Linked DNA regions of Mus musculus: region 1 is linked to region 2. Evidence: chromatin contacts called from ENCODE Hi-C or POLR2A ChIA-PET data. All regions are on one chromosome and are shown on one strand. The core of a region is the stretch at or near the end of the contact, and the rest is flanking DNA. Distances in the headings are between cores, read along the strand shown. Region 1 holds the start of 4933421O10Rik (RIKEN cDNA 4933421O10 gene). Region 2 holds the start of Rragd (Ras-related GTP binding D).

Region 1 (6,994 bases), core at 1,929-4,428, 48 kb before region 2:
AAGTTTAGGAAGTAATAGGAATTTCAGATGGGCTCAGTGGAAAGCATTCCAAACAGAGGATCCGATAGGGATGGAGACATACCATCTGGAGAGTGGGTCAGGAGGAAATGCAAAAGAGCCAAAGAGAGGCAGGGGAAGGAGCTGGCAAGGAAAGCAAGGGTTAAGTCTTGAGCAGCCCTGTCCAGCAAGCTAACCAACCTAACTCTGAGCTTTACTGTTGCTAAATGATTGCTGCTCAAACACTGTCAATTTGAGAAGAGATCTAGTGAGTGTTTGTTTAATGGATCTGTTTGATGACACAGTAACACCTTCACCACAGGGCAGAGGTAAAGGAGCTGACCAAGACTGAAGACTGTCTTGGCACCACTGTGAAAGGTGTCTCTGTGGGAGACCAGATGCCTAACACGTGAAGGGCAGCAGCTCCCTGGATGCTATAAATCCATGGGATATCTGAGGGAAATAGAGGAGTTTGAAGAAGGTTGGGATACCAAGGAATTTGGTTTTTACAACTCACAGAGACCTTTTCGATCTGTGGGAAATCTGTAAAAATGTTCAATCACATATTCTATGCAGACCAGTTGATATGGTCTGGGTTCACTGGAAAGTCTGATTAGTGTGAAGTTTCGGTTGATACCAACAGGATGAACAGGATAATTCCCAGGCTTCTGGTACGATGGAACAAAGTTACCATATGCAGGACACAACGGTTAACCATAGTCTGTATTGTGTCCTCCAAGATTTTCCCATCCTTATCTCTGAGATAACCCAACACTAGCAGACAGGAAATGAGATGTTTCGATTACTTCCTCTCACAGTCAGTAATCTACAAGTAACAAAGATTTGAGACTAAAACAAAGCAAGCATTATCACCAGACTTCTCGGCACTTTGGCAACTTCTAGAGTTCATTGAAACTACCTTCTCTACGAACTCAAAATCACCTACATCAACAGGGAAGACAGTTTAAAGCTTTTTAAAGAATAGCATCACCTAGAGAAGAGAATTTGTAAACAGATACAAGAGTCAACCGAAGTCCAACTTACTTTCAAAATTTATTAACTTACTAAGTAGATCAGACTGGATCTCACAGAGATCTGCCTACCTCTACCTCCCAAATGCAGGAATTAAAGGCACAAATCACCATACCCATCTAGAAATGTATTAAATTTCTAAAGTTGCTTAAATTTTATCATAATCTTGGGTACAATAGCCTATCAAGAAGGAGAAATTTGGGGCTGAAGTGAGGTCTCAGAAGTTAAGAGCACTGCCAGCTCTTCCAGAAGACCTTATAAACTGACCCAGATGGTAGCTTACAGCTGTCTATAACTCCAGTTCCAGGGGATCTTACATCCTCACACAGACATACATGCAAGGGAAAAAAATGCACATAAATAAAAAGATAGATAAAAGGAAGTTGTTAAAAAAAAAAAAAAGATTGAACAATTTCCTGACAACATTTCACACTGCATTATTCTCTGGACATCTGCCTAAGGACCTCTGCTGCTCTAGGTGTGACTAAGTACTGTACAATTTACTGCACAGTTTGATTTTAAAAGTCCAACAAATTTAGCTAGGTGGCAAACACCTTTAATGTCAGTTCTGGGAAGGCAGGGGCAGGAGGATCTCGGCCAGCTTGGTCTACAGAGTGAATTTCAGGACAGCCAGAGCTACACAGAGAAACTGTCTCAAAACAACAACAACAAAATTCCAACTAATTTAATCATTCTGGCATCAAAATGGTAAAATCCAGGCATTTCTACTTTCTCTGACCTTTTTTAACTCTTCAGGTTTTAAGTGATGGGCTGAAGACAGAGACATGTCCCATTAAAATTCAGCCATATAATTCTTACACAGGCGTGGTCAAATTTTAAACAAACACCGTAGAAATGACTAATTCTACATCTGGTCCCTAAGGCCACTTACTTATCAGCATTCAAGCTAACAACATTCTGTTCAGCCAATATTCTCTGGCTTTTCCTTTATATATTCTAAAAATTTAAAATATATATATATTTTTAAAAAGATTCACAATACCAACTCTTTCCCATAAAGATATCAGACTTAAGTCCAAACTAAGAAGCAGTGTGGGAAAGAAAACAAACGGTGACGAGAGTTCTAGTTCAATGATCATCAATACCCTGAGGCTTATTATTCAGAGCTAACAGGGAGGAGTTTTTTCCCCCTGACAAATTATCAAAGTACATTTTTTAGGCTCCAGTAATTTGTGCTACGTCTGCCTTAAAAGATATGACAACTGATAATGGGTTTTTTGTTTTTTGTTTTTGGCATTGTTTTTAGTGCACCAGAAAATAACTGGAGGCCAGGATTGTCTGAGGGCATTAACTGAAGGAAAGAAATTCAAAGTAGCAATCAACCCCCCCAAATCATGGTTAATTCCCAAGTGCACAGCTCAACTAGTTTAGCTACAGGACATATTTTTTTTTTCTACGTCTATAAATTCTCCCCCAAATACTGAAATTGGATATTTCAACCACAATAAAAATGGGATATTTCAAATGTGAGTCAAACACCTAACAAAAGTTCGTCGGCAGAGGCGGAGGGGACACGAAGGACGCAGATGCGGCCAGGGATGGTCAGTAGTGCGGACCGTCGTCGCCTTCGCACCTGCCCTTGGCTCGGCTGTCTCCTGCTTCGCTCCGCAGACACCGGGAGGAAGAGGCCAGGAGCGGAGGAGCGCCAGCGCATCGGGGGATCCGCAGCGGCCGCCCGCTCTGCGGCCTGCACCCCCGGACCGGCCGCGGCCTCGCGTAAAGCGCGAGCCCGGAGCAGCCGCGAGGGCCGGCGGACACGAGCGGGCCGAGGCGCCGCGCTCTGAGTCCCGGGTCCCCCGCCCGTCCGCCCGCCCGCCGCCCCAGCCCGGCTCACCCGGGCTCTTCAGGTTGTAGCGGGTCTCCATGGCGGACGTCCCCGCTGCCGCTCTCGTCGGCGCCGCAGCTGCCCGGGTCTCGCGCGGCGGACGCGCCTAGCGAGGGCCTCCGCTGACACCGCCCAGTCCAGCCCGACCGCGGGCGAGGTGCGTGCCGCGGGGTCCGCCTCCCTGAGGGCCGGCCGGGCGCCGGGGCGTCGCCGAACGGGGCGCCGGGCTGCGGACGGCCTGCGGGACTGACGTCCCGGCTGACGCGCCGCTGCGTCACCGCCGGCGCCGGGTCTGTGAAGTCGGCCTGACGTGGCGGGCGCTTCGTGGCGGTCGGTCACTCGGCAGCGGCGGTCCCGCGAATCCCGCCCGCCCGGCAGCCCTGGGGAGACGGGCGGCACCCTCGTCGTCCCCTCGGCCCAGCCCGGGAGACCGACTCGCCGCGGGCCCTTCAGGGGTTCCCGCGGAGCTCGCAGGGAGCTCGGAGGAACGGCGCAGCCCGGAGCGGCGGGCGGGCGAGCGCGGCCTGGGACTGCGGCGCCGTGATGTGCGCTTCTCCGAGCCCGCAGTTGGCCTCGGTGCGATGGACGGGAGTGGCCCCTAGCTCCGCGGTGCGGTTAGCTAAGGCAGCGTTTTTCGGGGTGCATCAGAACCTCCCAGAAATAAAACCAAGGGGTCGCCTGGAATGTTAATAAAAACGCATAAATGGGACAGGTCGGTCTGAAAGAGATGCGGTGCGTTTGTCTTTTCGGATCATGGAGGACAGAGAAAGTAAGGTTCTGGTTCGGACGGCTTACCGAGATAAAAGGGCCTCAAAAAAGGGAGGGAGCCAGCGGAGATTAGAGAAGGTTATAGGTGGAATGAAGATTAACCAATTAGACAGATTAGTGTTCTTGTTTAACATTGTCAAATGTGTTTGTGGGAATGTCAGTAATTTTTCCCAGCCGTCTGAAGGAGGAGGGAAAAAAAAAAGATTTAAGTGGCATCTTCTAAGCCATTAAAGGCGATGTTTTCTGAATAGTACGGTGATAATCTGAAGAATAGAGAAGCAAGCAAAACCGAGCTTCAATGTGCTTCTCCATTAAGCTTTCATTCTTTGTGTTCAGTCCTCAAATTTAGCATCCAGCAACCTGCGCTGCTCCGACCGGCCCCATGACCAGGCCTGCCGAGGGGGTGTAGTCGTTCCCATCCGCCCGCCAGCCAGACTCGGAAGGCACTTTGCCCTGAGGCTCTCCTCTTCCTCCCAACAATGGAGATAAGGATGTTTCTCTTTTATTTTATTCTTGAAGCCACATCACCTCGTCCTTGGGGGCTCTTCCTTAGGTAAAAGACAGCAACAAATCCGGCATTGAGTTATGGGCCCATGGCAAAGCTTAATTATAATCACTGCAAGAGAAAAGTCAACTCTTAATTTTTTTCTAAATATAAACATGTACAGAGAGGGTAAATATGATTTTTTTTTAAAAAAGGAGTAAATGCTAAAAGTTACTAATTGCTTGACTGTTAACTGGGTCGGAAAGATTAATTTTCCCAGAAATGTAGGTTTGTCAAAAGAATACTTTGTTTCTTCAGAACAAATTCCCTCCTAGAAGAAAGTAACAATTTTCAGCAAACAAAAAGATTCCATCCCAAATTAAAATTTGGAAGAATTTCATCTTATTTTTTATAATAATCCTGACGATAACTTTAAAAAATAAAAAACAAACTTAAACCAGTTTCTGGCGATGCTGCAAATAACAAAAGATGAAGTTCAAAACACTTCAGAGTCTTGACAGCTTTGAGCTACAATCCCCATGTGTTGTATGTGTTGTTCCCCGTTTCTCTAGACAAAGCCCTGTGAATGTGGTCCCCTTCCCCTTAGCGTTGACATCCTGATACAAGCTCTACTGGACGTTGAATGCTTGATCAATTCATTTACTCTTCATGAGTGTTGGCAGTGACACAGATTATTTTAATGGTTGAAGAAAATTGAAGTCTTGAAGAAATTGAGCAGTTCATTTAAGTTCTCTTATTTATTTTGAGTACAGTGCAGGTTCTTAGCTTCTTGGTATATTTTACTGCTACAGTCCAGGTGAGACGTTATAGACCACCACACATATATAAGGCCAAATTACAGTCCTTTATTAAGCCAGCAACCAAGAGCAGGCTCTTGCCCCCAAAGACTCTCTCTGCTCAGGGTATAGCATTTCTAAAGAGAAACCACAACGGCATCGCATCGTCGGGGTCAGGGGAGCTTGTTTGCATTTGTTTTGACTATACAACCAGCAAATATTTTGGTTATGTATCTGAGCCATGGAAAGTCCCAAATGTGCTGCCAAGGCGGATGTGAATGTTGTTGGGGTGGGGGGAGGGTGAAGGAGCTGGGAAAGTGCTCAAGCAGACACAAAATGGAGCCCGAGTAAGATCAGGACAAAATGGTGTTACTTTAGTCATTTCACTCCTTGTTACTTTTAGTGTTTCTTTTAGTTACTTTTCAAATGCTTGATGTCTCTGTTTGGATTCCTTAGTTTCCAATGCGTGCCCACTGGCTTCTAGCTTTGTAACCAGAGCAGAGCCGGAAAGCTGGTCCCTGAAGTCTCTGGAAGGCAAGGCTGGTCTGCGTGGACCTTTAGCGTCCCGGCCTCTTCCTTCTCAGGAAGTCTTCTTTACCTGGATTTGGTGGATCCAGGGGGTGACACCTCTTACTTAGTATTTAGATGACTGTCCATAGTCTATCCATAGCCGACTAGCCCAGTGGCAGAGTCTCTGACTTACATTATCTGAACTCTTGGGAGCCAGGTGTGATGGCATATGCCTTTAATCCCGGTACCCGGAAGTTGGAGCCAACCTGGTCTACAAAGTCTACAGATCAAGTTCCAGGGCGACACAGAGAAACCCTGCCTCAATTAAAAACAAGGAGAAGGGCGTTCTCTTTTTACAGAACTAGCTAACTACCACTCAGCCATGGAATTAGCTTTTCCTCCTAAGAGGGGGAGAATGGGTAGCTATCAGGATGGCAGGTCCCATACCAGTGGGGATGGCAGGTCCCATAAGTACGAGGTTGACCCTGTTCGCACAACTCAGATGTTTGACAAACTCCCCTTTGTTTGAGAAGTTGCTATTTGTCTCTGTGTTGTCTGAGACCTTATCATACATGGCCTGCCCTAAGGGCTCAGGGAGCACTTTAGGAGGAGGACCGGGTATTAACTAGGTTCTGGCTCTCATAAATGGGAACTGAGCAATGGGGTAAGAAGGGTTGAGATCAGACTCTGAGTGTCAGAGAGTCTGGGAGAAGTAGAGAAGAAGGCTGGGAAAGGGGCCAAGTGGGGAGAGTGAGTGTCATAGAGCTTGGGGTGACAGGAGAGAAGCAGAAGGGGAGTCTAGACAAAATGAAACACAGATGGAATCAGAGGGTGGAGGCTCCTGGATCAGAGGGTGGAGGCTCCTGGAACCACGAGTATAATCCCAGAAAGGAATCAGTACAACTCACAGAACACCTAACAAGGGCAGTGGGTTTCTCCCTTAAAGGTGAGGTGCACACGCCAAGTTGGCTTCTAATCACTAATTCAAAGAACCTAGAGAATAGACTAGCTCTCTCTGGTTCAGCCCTGAGACAGAACCAAAGGGGACAGAGACATTAATAACAAAAATGCCACTCTCTGGGCAGAATCTGTCCAGTCACTCACACAACAATTCGGCCAGCCAGCCATTAGAAACCCAGGCCTCCCAAACACTCACTGAATCCCAGGTCCTCTACTGGTATCCCAATATAGTGTAAGAGGACAAGGGAGTACCCAAACCTAAGAGCTCCTCAGGAGGAGGCCTGGCCCTCTTAGACCCTAAGGCTCCCCAGGAGCCCTGGCCTTCAGAACTGAGTTCCTAGAACCAGATGGACTCAATCGGTCCCGGTGTCTGGGAACACAGCAGCTATCCCAGACCTTCTGTGCTCAGCAGCAGGCACACGACCCCGGAATGACTTCAAGGGGTACAGGTATGGACTGAGTTCCGTGTGCATACGGTAATATCACTGGGATTTCTGTATGTTACAGTCCAGATGAGAAAGTTAAAGTGTCCAAGAATAGGCTCTTGCCCCAAAGAAACTCTTGGCACCAAAGCTTAAAGCTCAAGCTACAACATCTCTA
Region 2 (7,463 bases), core at 4,776-7,275:
GGGGGATGGCTCAGTGGTTAAGAGCACTGACTGCTCTTCCTAAGGTCCTGAGTTCAAATCCCAGCAACCACATGGTGGCTCACTACCATCCATAATGAGATCTGATGCCCTCTTCTGAGGTGTCTAAAGACAGCTATAGTGTACTTACATATAATAAATAAATAAAATCTTTGAAAAAAGAATTATAATGTAAATATCTGATATGCAAGATATCTAATATGTGACCCCAGTGAAAGAATCTTTCAGCCTGCGCTGGGCGGTGGTGGTGCACGCCTTTAATCCCAGCACTTGGGAGGCGGATTTCTGAGTTCGAGGCCAGCCTGGTGTACAAAGTGAGTTCCAGGACAGCCAGGGCTATACAGAGAAACGCTGTCTCGAAAACAAACAAACAAAGAAACAAAAAGAATCTTTCAGCCCCCAGAATGGTCACAGCCACAGGTTGAGAACCTACTGGTTTAGGGGTTCTCCCTGGGGAAACAGGAAGTTCTCCTCTGCATGAACTCTGGCTCATGACAGTGAATCCTTTGAGGCCAGGCTATTCAACAAGACAAGATCCAAGTCAACTAGAACTACATAGTAAGACCTTGTCTCAAAAACTTGAGATTAAAAAAAATCCTATGCAGAAACAAAATCTTATATAAAATTCTCTCAATTCATACTAGGGGGAACTAACTAAAAAGGCATGATTGAATGTATAAATATTTAATATATATTATTCACCTATGTCTCTAATATGTTGTACTTTACCAATGTTTCCTATAAGGAGGAAGAGTTCTTAGGAACTTTTTAAAACTGCACGAGAGAAACTCGGGGCTGCTTTTCAGAAACCTCTTTTACACACTGAGAATACAAGTGCCAATCTTTCTCAGACCTATAAGGAGATTCGAATCAGCTTCTCGGAGTGGAAACCCTATCTGACTCACAGCAAAAGTGGGGGGGTGGGGGTGGGGGCTTGTTACCAAAAAACCTTATAAGGTTTAACAGAGGAGACAGAATTCTTCATTTTTTAATTTTTAAAGGGGTAGGTGACTGCGGCCATGAGTTTGAGCCCCACAATGTACTTACAGCATGATGCAATACTGTGCATCTGTATCCAATGGGCTACTTATGTGCAACAGGAGGCTGTGACTGAGAGCTCTGGAGGCTCCAGGGCCCAGCACTAACAAGTCATGCTGTCTTAAATAAGGAAGAGGGCAGGGACTGACTCGCAACAGTGTCTGGGAATGGCATGTGAGCTCTAGTGCACTTATTTTGTTTTTTGGTTCCTCGAGACAGGGTTTCTCTGTATAGTCCTGGCTGTCCTGGAACTCACTTTGTAGACAAGATGGCCTCGAACTCAGAAATCCGCCTGCCTCTGCCTCCCGAGTGCTGGGATTAAAGGCGTGCAGCACCACCGCCCGGCTCTAGTGCACTTATTAAAAAGAACAGACAGACAGACAGACAGACACACAGAAGAATAAAGAAGTAGAAACAAAGAAGAGGTGGCTTAGGAAGCCAAGCTGCCCTGCACAGCTGTGGGGATGGGGTAATACCTGGGACAGAGGCGCAGAAACCTTTGAAATTTCAAACTCAGAGCCTGGCACTATCTAGCACTTGCTTATGCTTCCCTGTGCTCCCGCTGCACTGCCCCATGCCTGTTCTAATAAAACAGGGGCCAAGAAGAGTTGAACTATTTTTGATAACAAGAGTAAATGGTGGAAAATGCTTCTTAAAAAAAAAAAAAAAAAACAGGGGCGATATCTAATAGAAGCACAGCCTGGGGTGTGGTTCAGGCCTTGAACTGGTGATCCTTGTGCCCCAGTCTTTGGGGCGCTGAGATTACAGGCTGGGATCACCACACCCTGCTTATTAATGACTAACAGGTGGGACTTGGTGGCTTCTGCAGCTGGATATCCTCTGGGGAGTGTCAGCAGCTCACCCAGTGGTGACTCTAGTCACAATGCAAACTGTCATTTCCTCGGATTCCAAGGAGCACAGGCCACTATAAAAACACAGACCAGATTCAGGGACACTGTGGTGAGTAGCCATCTTCAAGTTTCCCCTAAAAATTGAGCACTTTAGGGAAAACCTTTTACTTTCTGATTAAATGATGGCAACGGGACTATCTTTTAATTTCTTTGTCATTTTTTTTAGGCACAGTAATTTACTTTAGCAAATTTAAAGTCTAGGTGTCAAAAATTAATCATCATCTACATGTCAAAAATTAATTATTATGGGCTGGCGAGATGGCAAAGCGGTTAAGAGCACTGACTGCTCTTCCAGAGGTCCTGAGTTCAATTCCCAGTAACCACATGGTGGCTCACAACCATCTATGATGAGTTCCGAAGCCCTCTTCTGGCATGCAAATGTACATGCAGATAGTGCACTTACATACATAAAATAAATAAATGTTTAAAATAATTAATCGTAGTTTATAGCACAATTGTGGGTTTACATGGGGTGCTGATTGAAACCAGGAATAATTGGTCTGTAGGGTATGATAATGTGTATTTGCGTGTTGGTGTTATGCACATGTATCTGGGTGCCAGGTGAAGCTTGTATGCCTACCTCATTCTATCTTCCTCTTTCTGCTGAAGGAGCTGTCTGAACCTGAAGCTTACCAACTCGCTTGTAGTAAGCTTCAGGGTCCCTCTTGTCTTCCTTCCCTCCCCAGGGTTGAGATTACAGGCACATAGCCTCCAAAATGGATGCTGAGACTCTGAATTCAGGTCTTCATGCCTGCGTAGCCAGCACTTTACCCACTGTGCCCCGTGTCTCTGGTCCTTGTTTTTGTTTTTAATGGTTTAAAAACAAAGGACAAATGGTTGTCCCCTCAGGAGTTTTATCTGGGGGCAGCATCTAAAGATGAGACTCGCTTTACTGTCATCAACTTCATTCAGTGAAAAAAGGGTTAAGAAGTGGAGTCAGTCCTGATAGAAACTAAGCTGCTTTGAAAACACCCCTGCTGTTCATGAATATGGAGTGGGAGCCAAAGGAGACAGACAACATTTAAGTCTCACCTTAGTCGCACTACATTTTCAAGCTTCCTGGTAAAATTCACAGGGTGCTCAGGTTAAAAATGAGATTAGCAGCCTCTACACAACACAGAGTCGAGGGCCAGTGGGAACTGTACTTTCTCTTCAGTCCTGCACAGCTCCTGACAGATTGCCTTAACAAATGCCAGACAAATTGCTTGTCCTATCTTATCCCACTCCCAGCACCAGAGGTCACTGACCTAACGGGGAAAATTCCAGACCTCCATTAAATACAGACACTAAACATCATCTGTCAGGAAAGGGGAGGGGAGAAAGAGCTCACCCATCTCCATCCTTTCTCAGATTAAAGTCCCTGTTTTTCACACTACATCTCTTAAACTTGAGAACAGATAAATGCATACTTTACCAAAATTTAAATAGGAGTATGTACTACAGAAATGGATGGCTCGGCAGTTACAGCACTTGATGCTCTTCCTGAGCACCTATGTTGGATATCCATAAACTCCTCTAACTCCAGTTCCAGGAGATCTGACGCCCTCTTCTGGCTCTTCTGGGAACCTACATCCATGCAGCACACACTCAAACAAGCACACCCACACGAATGCACGCACATAAATCTTAAAACAAAACCAGCTAGCCTTCAGAAGGACACAAAGCAGGAAGTCTAAATTCTTGGCTTCCCCCCGTCCCAGTCCCAGATCCCTGGGAATGGAATCGGCAGATTGTTTCAGGAAGTGCTGGCTGTGGAAAGGCAGATTTTCTGATTGTTTCTGCTTCAAGGCCTAAACTGGAGAACAGAGACCAAAAGGGAAAGTGTTCAAAAGATAAAAGATCAGAGAAACTAACAGACCACCTGTGTAGCGCAAAAAGCAGAGCAAAGCTAGGCTTCTGCAGTGTTTGCCAGAGCAGAAATTAACATGCAAGATCCCTACCGCATGACTACACTGTATCCTTTTATAGCAAGATTCCAGGATTCTGCCTGATTCGGGAACTCCCAATGGGGCTGGGGGGTGGGCGGTTATTACCGAAGTCATCAAAACATAGCTGCAGGCAGGTTAGCCTTTAGATTAACTGCACTGCGAGCCTCCCATTCTGGGCTCTGGAAAAGCCTTTGTTTCAGGAATTCTTCCCCTCCGGCAGGGGTTTACTTCAAATCAAATTTCAAAAGAGCCCCCAGGCCCTCCAATAAAAAGACTACAGAAAATAGGTTCTGCCCCTTCCTTGCAAACTCTCTGGCCCCCAGGACAGTATCAAATAACTGGCTTTCCCCTCTAGAATAGGATCTTCTTTCTCTCTTTAAACTACCACAATAGGGAGCTACTGTGCACCTATCTTTGCAAATGCCTTGCCAATACAATCCCACTCAGCCTTTCCCTGGGCGGATCTACCAAATGCTATATAATAGTAAAGTACCTGAGCAATTTAATTTTTTTGGGAAAAAAAAAAAGTGGCTGAACGATCGACCGTGGGACTAATTAAGGGAAGTGCGGATGAGTGGAGCGCAGAGGTGCACACACAAGTTTAAATAACGGGGAGCCAGCACTAGTCCTCTCTGGAGAAAAGCCAGGAAATGAGGCGACTTGAAAAGCTGTTTTTCATCTGCCAGACTTAAGTCTTAGTTAACTGTATTCCCTTTCTGATTCACTGAAGTACCTGCCAGACGCAAAATCAAAACTGTCTTCCGAGAAAGGCTTTGTAGAGAGAATTTTAAGTTCCGTTCGATAGATTCTCAATAAAAGTTCTTAAAACTCCTGTCACGGGTACTTTCATTCCTCGGTTTCTTTAGTGTGAGACACTAAAGAGATTAATCCTTTCTCTGGGATATTTACAACTCGGAGAACGTTAACAGCCCCGTTCAACTGACCTTTTAAAGTGACCTTCCGCTTTTGTGGGGAAAAAAAATTTTTTTAAATTAAAGAAAAACATTCTGGAATCCTAAACTCAACTTCTTTGTTGTGTCCCGGGAATGAAATGCAAGCAGCCCCCAATCCGAAAGGCTAACTTCAGCTCCTTCGGCAACAACAAACAGTTGGCTTCAGCGGCCAAGGATTGCTCGCCAGGCGCCCACCCCCGGGTGCGACACGAGATGCATTCAGGGTGTCTGGGGACCTAGAACCCCGCGGTCTCCCGGGAGACGCGGATACCACCTGCAGCGCGGGCCCCGCCCCAGCGCCCCGGTCCCACGCCGCAGACCCTCCCGCGGCCACGGCGGGGAAGAATGACACGCGCAGCTGTGGGCGACCCAGCCGGCACGCTGCCGCCAGCTGCTTCTTTTAGCTCGACATCCGACCCTGCTCCCCGCCGCCGTCTGCAGCCCGGCCGCTCCCCTCCCCCACCGCAGCGCCCCGGACCCGCGCGTCCCGCATCCCCCCCACCCCCAACACACACACACACATCGCTCCCAGGGCGGGGACCGCGAGCGCTCGGCCGGTTGGCTCACCTCCCTCCTCCGGCCCGCTGTCCAGCTCGGCGTCCGAGGACTCGGGCCCATCCTCGTAGCCCGCCAGCCCCACCAGCTCATCCTCCTCCTCGTCCTCGCCGCCGTCCTCACCCTGCGGCTGCGGCTTGCCCAGCACTTGGCTCATCACGCCCACGCTTGCCTCCAAGGTCCCGCGTGGGCCGAGTGGCCCGCAGCGCCCTGGGGCCGCGCCTGGTGAGCAAGGGGGTGGCAGTGGAGCCCAGCCCCCTCCCTGCCGCTGCTGCCCGAGAAGCCAGCCGGAGCGCGGCAGTTCTCCCCGGGAGCGCGAGGGAGTGACTGCGTGACCCGAGTCACCTGACGCTTGTCACACACACACACACACACACACACACACACACACACACACACACACACGCAGCACCACCGGGCGCGCGCTCGCCGGCCGCAGCCACCGCTTGCTCGGCCACACACGTTCTCCCCCTAGAGAGAATTCGGGTGTCCAGAGCGCACTGGCCACCGCCCTCGGGGACTTCTGCTCGCTTTCTCTGCAAGCGTGGCCCGGGGACCACCCGGACCCTGCCGCCTGCTTTCTGCAGTGCCCCTGGCTTGTGCTGCGGTCTTCAGGCTTTCTACCCACACCCTACCCACCTCCACCCCACCCACCTCCACCCCACCCCAGTCTACCCCACCCCCACTAGGCTGCCCCTCAACTGTGCGGTACTCAGGCCCCACCCCCACCGCCACTCCAGCCTGCGGGAGCTGGGAGAAGTGCACAGTGGTGGGGTAGTTTCCATAGCAGCTGCCTCCTAAAGTGCCTTTTAGTTCAAAGGATTTCCCAGCAAGAATACTCCAAACTGTGGTCTACGTAGACATGTTTCCGGAGAAGTCACATGTCTCGTGATTTATATATAAACATGCTATACTAAATGATTCCTTTGCAACCTTCGGGAAAACCTAAAGTGTATAACGCCCTCGGGGCTTCTTATGCCCCAACTGCTATTGTCTCATTGGTGTAGTCCCACGTGTTTTAGGGCTTTTGTGGGAGGTGAGGGGCAGCTCTCAGATTGGAATAGAAGCGATGTGGGATGAGGAGGTGCTCTCCTCCTTCGCCAGCTGCTCAGCACAGTGTGAGCACCCTTTTCTGGGGTGGGGGGTGAGGGAGAGAAGAGGAGGGAGGGAGGGAGGGGGAGAGGGAGAGAGAGAGGGAGAGAGAGAGAGGGAGAGAGAGAGAGAGAGAGAGAGAGAGAGAGAGAGAGAGAGAGAGAGAGAGAGGAGAAAGTCACGTGCATAAACTTCCTTCAGTTAAACAGCGGGCCAGCAAGGTGATCCGGATCCTGCAGGTGCCAGCAGCTCAGCAGGTGGGGAGAAAGGCAGCTCAGCCTGGACACTTGCGGCCCGGGACAGGGCTTCCTAGGGGTCCTCGGAAAAATCTGGGTAGGAATAGGGTTACTAATCCGTGACGCATGTCCTGGATTTCTTCTAACTGGGTGGCTGCTTTCAACAGGAAAGCTTCTCCAAGGAGAGGCAGTAGAACTCTTGTCTGCATGGTCAAGGTCGTTCCTATGCCACATACAAAGATGTGAACTGAAAAAGGCTTTTGAGCGAAGAAACAGTTTTGCAGATATATAAGCAGCAGAATTTAGGGAGTACAGTCAAAGATTATCAGGTGGGAAGCTCACACCACCTCCAAATTTAGTGGGAGGAAGTGAAGGGAGCCAGTTCTGTAGAGCAGCCAGGTAGCAGCACCCCCACACCACCCCACATCCCCGCCCCCACCCTCCCCACCCTCTGGCCAAGCAGATAACAGAAGAGGGCCCTGGCTGCTTTCCTTCTTCCTATCTCTGTGTGGTCTCCTGGGAATGACTGCCATTGGTCCAACACACCCAGAAACCCGTGGGCAAAGGAAGACTGAAACCAAGTGGAGGCCAAAGGGTGGATGGAGAAAGCCGACTCTCGTTACTCTCCCCACCGGAAGGAAGCAGCCTTTTCTGACCCTCATGAGAACACCTTTACCACAGAGTTGGTAGACGTTTCAAATGAGCCATGACTCTCAGGTGCTCTCAGAACTC

Evidence for each region. Hi-C counts contacts between places; a loop is a spot of excess contacts on that map. ChIA-PET counts read pairs that join two places held with the same protein, here RNA polymerase II (POLR2A).
Region 1: a loop to region 2 is called in a map of left cerebral cortex, with 2.9 times the contacts of the local background. The contact joins the promoter of 4933421O10Rik here to the promoter of Rragd in region 2. A Hi-C loop is called at or near these places in 2 of 37 maps with a recorded cell type or tissue (left cerebral cortex and v-Abl transformed pro-B cells). POLR2A ChIA-PET finds 5 or more read pairs at or near these places in 1 of 5 experiments (embryonic stem cell).

The regions. Positions count from the first base shown.
Region 1 is chr4:33,027,507-33,034,500 of GRCm38, reverse strand. 4933421O10Rik (RIKEN cDNA 4933421O10 gene) reads left to right here and starts at 3,178. Exons shown (of 2, transcript NR_036602.1): 1 at 3,178-3,644; 2 at 3,980-6,994. Ube2j1 (ubiquitin-conjugating enzyme E2J 1) reads right to left here and starts at 3,121. Exons shown (of 8, transcript NM_019586.4): 1 at 2,885-3,121. The coding sequence starts at 2,915.
Region 2 is chr4:32,981,560-32,989,022 of GRCm38, reverse strand. Rragd (Ras-related GTP binding D) reads right to left here and starts at 6,025. Exons shown (of 7, transcript NM_027491.2): 1 at 5,416-6,025. The coding sequence starts at 5,560.